2 separate regions of the Homo sapiens genome follow, and region 1 is linked to region 2. The links are chromatin loops, found by intact Hi-C in ENCODE. Cell type or tissue: heart left ventricle. All regions are shown on one strand. Links, peaks and the distances in the headings refer to the core of each region. The heading gives the core; the rest is flanking DNA. Region 1 has its middle 460 kb from the start of LINC02879. Region 2 has its middle 500 kb from the start of MIR302F.

The links. Hi-C counts contacts between places; a loop is a spot of excess contacts. Peaks named below come from ENCODE experiments on the same cell type or tissue, not always from the same donor. Only the 100,000 strongest peaks of a DNase experiment are listed, where the experiment ranks them.
Region 1: it touches region 2 in a loop (2.4-fold over the local background); 3 of 110 quality-filtered maps call a loop at or near these places.

The regions. Positions count from the first base shown.
Region 1 is chr18:29,615,767-29,618,693 of GRCh38, reverse strand. No RefSeq gene overlaps it. Among named protein-coding and RNA genes, the nearest start is that of LINC02879, 460 kb to the right of the region's middle. In heart left ventricle, for the core only: a CTCF peak has its summit at 1,609 (motif pointing left); no DNase peak of the experiment used is centred there.
Region 2 is chr18:29,793,306-29,796,232 of GRCh38, reverse strand. No RefSeq gene overlaps it. Among named protein-coding and RNA genes, the nearest start is that of MIR302F, 500 kb to the left of the region's middle. In heart left ventricle, for the core only: a CTCF peak has its summit at 1,572 (motif pointing right); no DNase peak of the experiment used is centred there.

The DNA.
Region 1 (2,927 bases), core at 255-2,754, 180 kb after region 2:
CCTATATTCTATTGTGTAAGTTTTCAAATATATACTTCGTTGAGTCACATTCAAATTTATTAATTCTCAAAGAGTAATGTTCTCTTCTATGTTTAATCTGCTCTTAAATTCATCAGTCTCCATTGCAGTTATTAAATTTTTACTTCTATAACCTAAAATCTTTTTTAGTAAATGTTGTTTTAGTATCTTTCCAATAAGACATCTTCATTTTGGCTTTAAAAATGGCTCAAATTAATATAAGACAAACATAAAGTAAATTATAAATGTTATTCAATGGATACTGAGCAATCCTTTATGTTTTTTTAACAAATTAATAATTCACAAGGGAGTAAAGATAATTTCCCCAAACATAAAGAATGATATATCCAAAGCTCGTTGTAACAGGGAGGGAAATCTAAACATCAACAAAAATGGAACAAAGGACAATACTTTTACAGCATACACCATTAAACAAATTATAAAATATTATGGGGTTATTATGCAAAGCAACCAAGATTAATTGCTGCTAATTGACTAAAGTCACAAAACGAAGTGTTGGTTTCACTTGTGATACTAATGCCATTTACAAGGTTAATTACTGTGTCACCTCAAAGCCCCCAGTTGTTTTTCATATTGTGGCAGAGAACGCTGGAACAGATGGACCAAAATAACATCTGGCTTAGGTGAGCAATAAAAAGTACAGCTGACATCCTTGAATGATTTCCTACAGTAGCATAGTCTCAGGGAAGGAAAATAATAAGAGAGAAATGTGGGTGCCAAAAATAAACAACTTGATATATAATTATTAGCATAGTGGCCCTTGCCAAATCCCAGGGTCAATGCCATAATCACCATCTAACAGGGCAATGGTAATGTTCTTATCAATAAAATCTTTTAAAAAATATTTATATTTGATTTAGTCAATTTGTCACTAATATCTTACCTTGTCGACCTTGCTTCCAAGCATGCTTGTGCATAAACTCCAAAAATAATGCCTTCAATTTTAAAGAAAATAACAGTTTTTAAAACATATCCCTCTTGATCCCCCGGATAACCCTACAAATTAGATGATACTACGTGATATCCAAATTGAAAACCAAGGCCCACAAAGGCTATATTTGAGGTTTAAAAGGTATAAGGATACAAAACCAAAATTACTGATTTTAACGTACTGCACTCACATTGAGAATTACATTATGCCAGTAACAGGAAAAGGAAAGCCTGTTAATAATGACTATCAGAAACTTTAAAACTACAATTTGCAAATTTTATTTCCTGCTGTTTTAAGTAATATTAGAATCATTTTGTTTTTCAAAATGGTGCATATCTAAGGAATTTTGTTCCAAACATTCTGCTATAAAATTATTTCAATTTTATTTTACCTACTAAACATAATCTTTCAAGGCCTGGGAATGAGCACCAATGCCATTTCCAGCATGCAAAATCTTCTCAAACAGTTCAAGTTGAAAATACACAGCCAAATAATACAACACAATTGCACTAGAAAAGAAATATTTATCAAAATTCTGAGATTGTGGCCATCTTTTCAAATGCATTTGGATGTTTTCTGCAGCTGGTTTATATGCTGTATTTTGTTTGTGCTGAAGACCTGCCCTCTCCTGGTTGTGCTCATTACAAGGAGCACAGGCTACACATGACACATTAGAGAGGTAGTTCAAAGGTGAGCTCTCTTGGCCTTAATTTCTCTCTGCAAGGTATAATAGTGTTGCTGCTGTCTTGTCAGGAAGGAAAGCATTGAACACTGCACATGTAATTAATTATCACTATTGTTATCAGTAGGATCCTGCTAGGCATACTCCTCCTGGCTTTGTTTTTCTCTTTCACCTTAGTATGTTTCACAACGTACTCCCTTTCTGATGAAGCCACAGAGCCACTTTCTATCCTTAGAGCTAATGTTGGTTTTTGTACCCTTTGAACGTGAGAAATCTGTGGAGAGGTGGTTATTCAAGCTATATTTTCTCTCTTTTTTTCCCTTAGGTATTTTTTCAGTCATAGCCTCCTTTTATTTTCAGCTCATCAGTATACATGTGTCCCAAGGAGAAATATTTTATTGAGATAATTTTAGTATAAAGAATACTTAAGCAGACTTATGTCAGTATTAGTAATGCTTTCTGAAACAAAATGGAGAATTATCTGTATCATTGAAACCTATTTTGTTCACATTCAATATCCATGCCAAAACGAAGACAGTAGTAATAGGCTACTATAGATTATTTCTACCAACTTCATTAAGATATAATTCACATACTATACAATTCATCCATTTAAAGTGTAATATTCAACGGATATTTTAGGGTGTTCACAGAGTTGTATGACTATTGCTACAATTAATTTTAAGATAATTCTAGCACTCCAGAAAGAAACCCTGTAACCAGCAGCAGTCACTCTCTTCTTCCTCTCAATTTCCCCCAAATTAGTCCCAGAAAATCATGAATCCACTATCTCTTCCTATAGATTTGTCTATTCTGAACACTCCATATAGATGAAGTCATGAAATATATCTTCTTTTGCAACTAACTTCTTTAATTTTGAGTGATGATTAACGGTTCATCTATATTGTAGCAAATATAGGTAGTTCATTCCTTTTATTGCTTTTTAAACTTTTTTTAAGTTCAGGGGTACATGTGCACGTTTGTTACATAGGTAAATGTGTGCCATGGGGGTTTGTTGTACAGACTATTTCATCACCCTGGTATTAAGCCTAGTACACATTAGTTATTTTCCCTGATCCTCTCCCTTCTCCAACCCTCCAAACTCTGATAGGCCTCAGTGTGTGTTGTTCTCCTCTATGTGTTCATGTATTCTTATCATTTAGCTCCCACTTATAAAGGAGAACACGTAGTATTTGGTTTTCTGTTCCTGTGTTAGTTTTCTAAAATAATGGCCTCCAGCTCCATCCATAACCCTGCAAAGGACATAATCTCATT
Region 2 (2,927 bases), core at 230-2,729:
AATCCTTCATATAATTACAGAAGTAAAAAACTGACACGTGAAGATTTGTTGTAATCGATTTTACTACACTTTATACTGGTAATAAACATCTCAACTGTATAATTCCTACTTTTTTCAATGTCAGAAAAATGACACACACACACAAACCCGTGATTCATTTTGAATTATGCTTATTGAAGTTTTAAAAATAAAATATTGATTGGGAAGAACTTGAAAATAGAGCTTGACCTCCAAATATATCCATATCCTAATCCCTGGAACCTGTGAATGCTACCTTATATGGCAAAAAGGACTTTGATTAAGTTAAAGATCTTGATGTGGAGGGATTATCTGGATTATCCATGTGGGTCATAAACATCATAACAAGTGTGTCCTTATAAGAGGGAGGAATGGAAGAGAAGATGAGAAAGCAATGCAATGTCAGACATAGAGATGAGAGTGATGTGGCAGGCAAGAAGCCACGGATTTCCAGTACCTGCCAGAAGCCAGAAACAGCAAGCAATTTTCTCCTTAGAGACTCCAGAAGGGCTAAGCCCTGCTGACATCTTGACTTTACCCCCAAAAAAGTGACTTCTAATTTCTGGACTTCAGAAGTGTGAGAAAATAAATGTGTTTCAAGACACCAAATTTTTGGTATTTATCACTGTGGCCACAGAAAACTAATACAAGAATTTACTTTTTTTTTTTTTAAGTAGTCTTTGCTTACCCTGTTCCCCCTCTGACTTTACTAATTCAGCATTTCCCTACACTTAAGTAAATTTTCACTCCTCATTTTATTTCTTGTTCCCGTTTTCTTCTTCTTCTACTACTACTGCTATTACTAATACTGCTACTACTACTGTTACTATTACTACCACCACCACGGAAAATAATAGATAATGGCGAGTATTTATTGAGTGCTTACTATATGGAAGGCACTGCTCTAAGTGATTTAAAAATTCATTTCACAAAAAACTCAGTCAGGTTTTTATTCACATCTCATTTTAGGAATGAAAAAATCAGAGATATAAGAAGCTAAAGTAACTGTGTTAAATTAAATAGATACTAAAATGAAGAATTAGGATTTGGAACCCAAGCAGCCTGGCTCCAATGTTCACTGCTTCCCGTGGATCCAAACCAGATTTGGCTTTCAAATGACAGGGAAAACAACAACTAATTCAAAAAACAAAACTTAGTCTTAATTGAATACTTATTCATGTTCTGCTTCCTACCTTTTTCTGAATTCCTAGTCTTTTTTTTTTTTTTTAATTCTTTTCTTGTCATCCAGGCTAGAGTACAGTGGCACAATCATAGCTCACTGCTGCCTTGAGATCCTGGGCTCAAGCCATCCTCCCATCTTGGCTTACCACATAGCTGAGACTATAGACCTTGCCAATAATTAAAAAAAAAAAAATGTACAGAAGAGGGCTATTGGTATGTTGCAAAGGTTGGTCTTGAACTCCTAGCCTCAAGTGATCTTACTGTCTTACTGCCTCAGCCTCCTGCCTCACCCAGACACAAGCCACCACTCCTGGCCTAGTTAATATTCTTTGTTTACATTTCTTATAATTGTATTACACAGTTTCATAATATTTATGTATCATAGTGATACAGAAGGGGGCAGTAAAGTGCTGGGAGGAGAAGGGTGGGTCCCTGGTGAGGGCTCCATCCCCAGGCTTCTGCCCATGGACCTAGGTGAGGGCAGGCACTCCTGCCTTTGCACCCAAATGTTGCATTTCTTGAGACCACCCTGGCCTACCACACCCCATCGTGTGCCTGTAAAAACCCTGAGATCCTAGTGGACACAGATACAAGTGGCTGAATGTTGACAGAACACACAAGTGTGAGAACACACAACAGCTGTATGTCAAGAGTAATGCACCGGTGTAAGAGCAAACCGACAGGCACCAGCAGGCTGTCAGGCCATAGACCAGTGGAATGACGTGGAAGGGTTGGAGGAGAGCCCCGCCAATGAGAAGCCCAACTCCAGGGAAAAACCACCACCTTCCCACTCCATCTCCCTTCTGGCTCTCCCATCTGCTGAGAGTTACTCCCACTCAATAAAACCTTGCACTCATTCTCCAAGCCCACGTGTGATATGATTCTTCCTCTACAGCATGGCAAGAACCCCAGAATACAGAAAGTCCTGTGTCATTGAGGTAAGGCAGAGGGTCTAATACAGCTGATTAACACAAGCCACGTACAGACTGCAAAATAAAAGATTACTCTGTAACGCATGCCCCCTGGGGCTTCAGGAGCTGTAAGCATTCACCCCTAGAGGCTGCCATGGTGTTTGGGGCATGGAGCCCCAAAACTTGCCCATCTGCATGCTCCCGTAGAGGTTTGATCAGTGGGTCACTGAAGAAGCCAGCCACTGCCCCTGTCTCATGCCCTGCAAGGGGTATAAGGGAACTTTTCTCATTTCAACAGTATAATATTTTAAGTATAAAATACTTCCTCAATATTTGAAGATTAGTACTCTCAAGAAGAAAAACAAAAGAACATGTTTGAAAATATTAGGTTGATACAGAAGTAAGAGTAGTTTTTGCATTGTTGTAATTTGCCATTTGATATTGGAATACATTCTTAAATAAATGGGGTTATGTTATACATCCTTTTAATGGGGCATTTCTCACTGTATTTTTTTTTTTGCTAATGACATTACTTGCTGGTTAATTTGTATTTATTTTAGACTATGGAAATGATGTTAGACAAAAAACAAACGAGTGATTTTCTTATTTGAGTTCAAAATGGGTGCTAAAGCAGCAGAGACAATTTGCAACATCAATTCATTTGGCCCAGGAACTGTTAACAAACATGGAGTACCGTGGTGGTTCAAGAAGTTTTGCAAAGGAGACGAGAGTCTTGAAGATGAGGAGCATAGTGGCTGGCTATTGGAAGTTGACAATGACCAATTGAGAGCATCATTGAAGCTGATCCTCTTACAA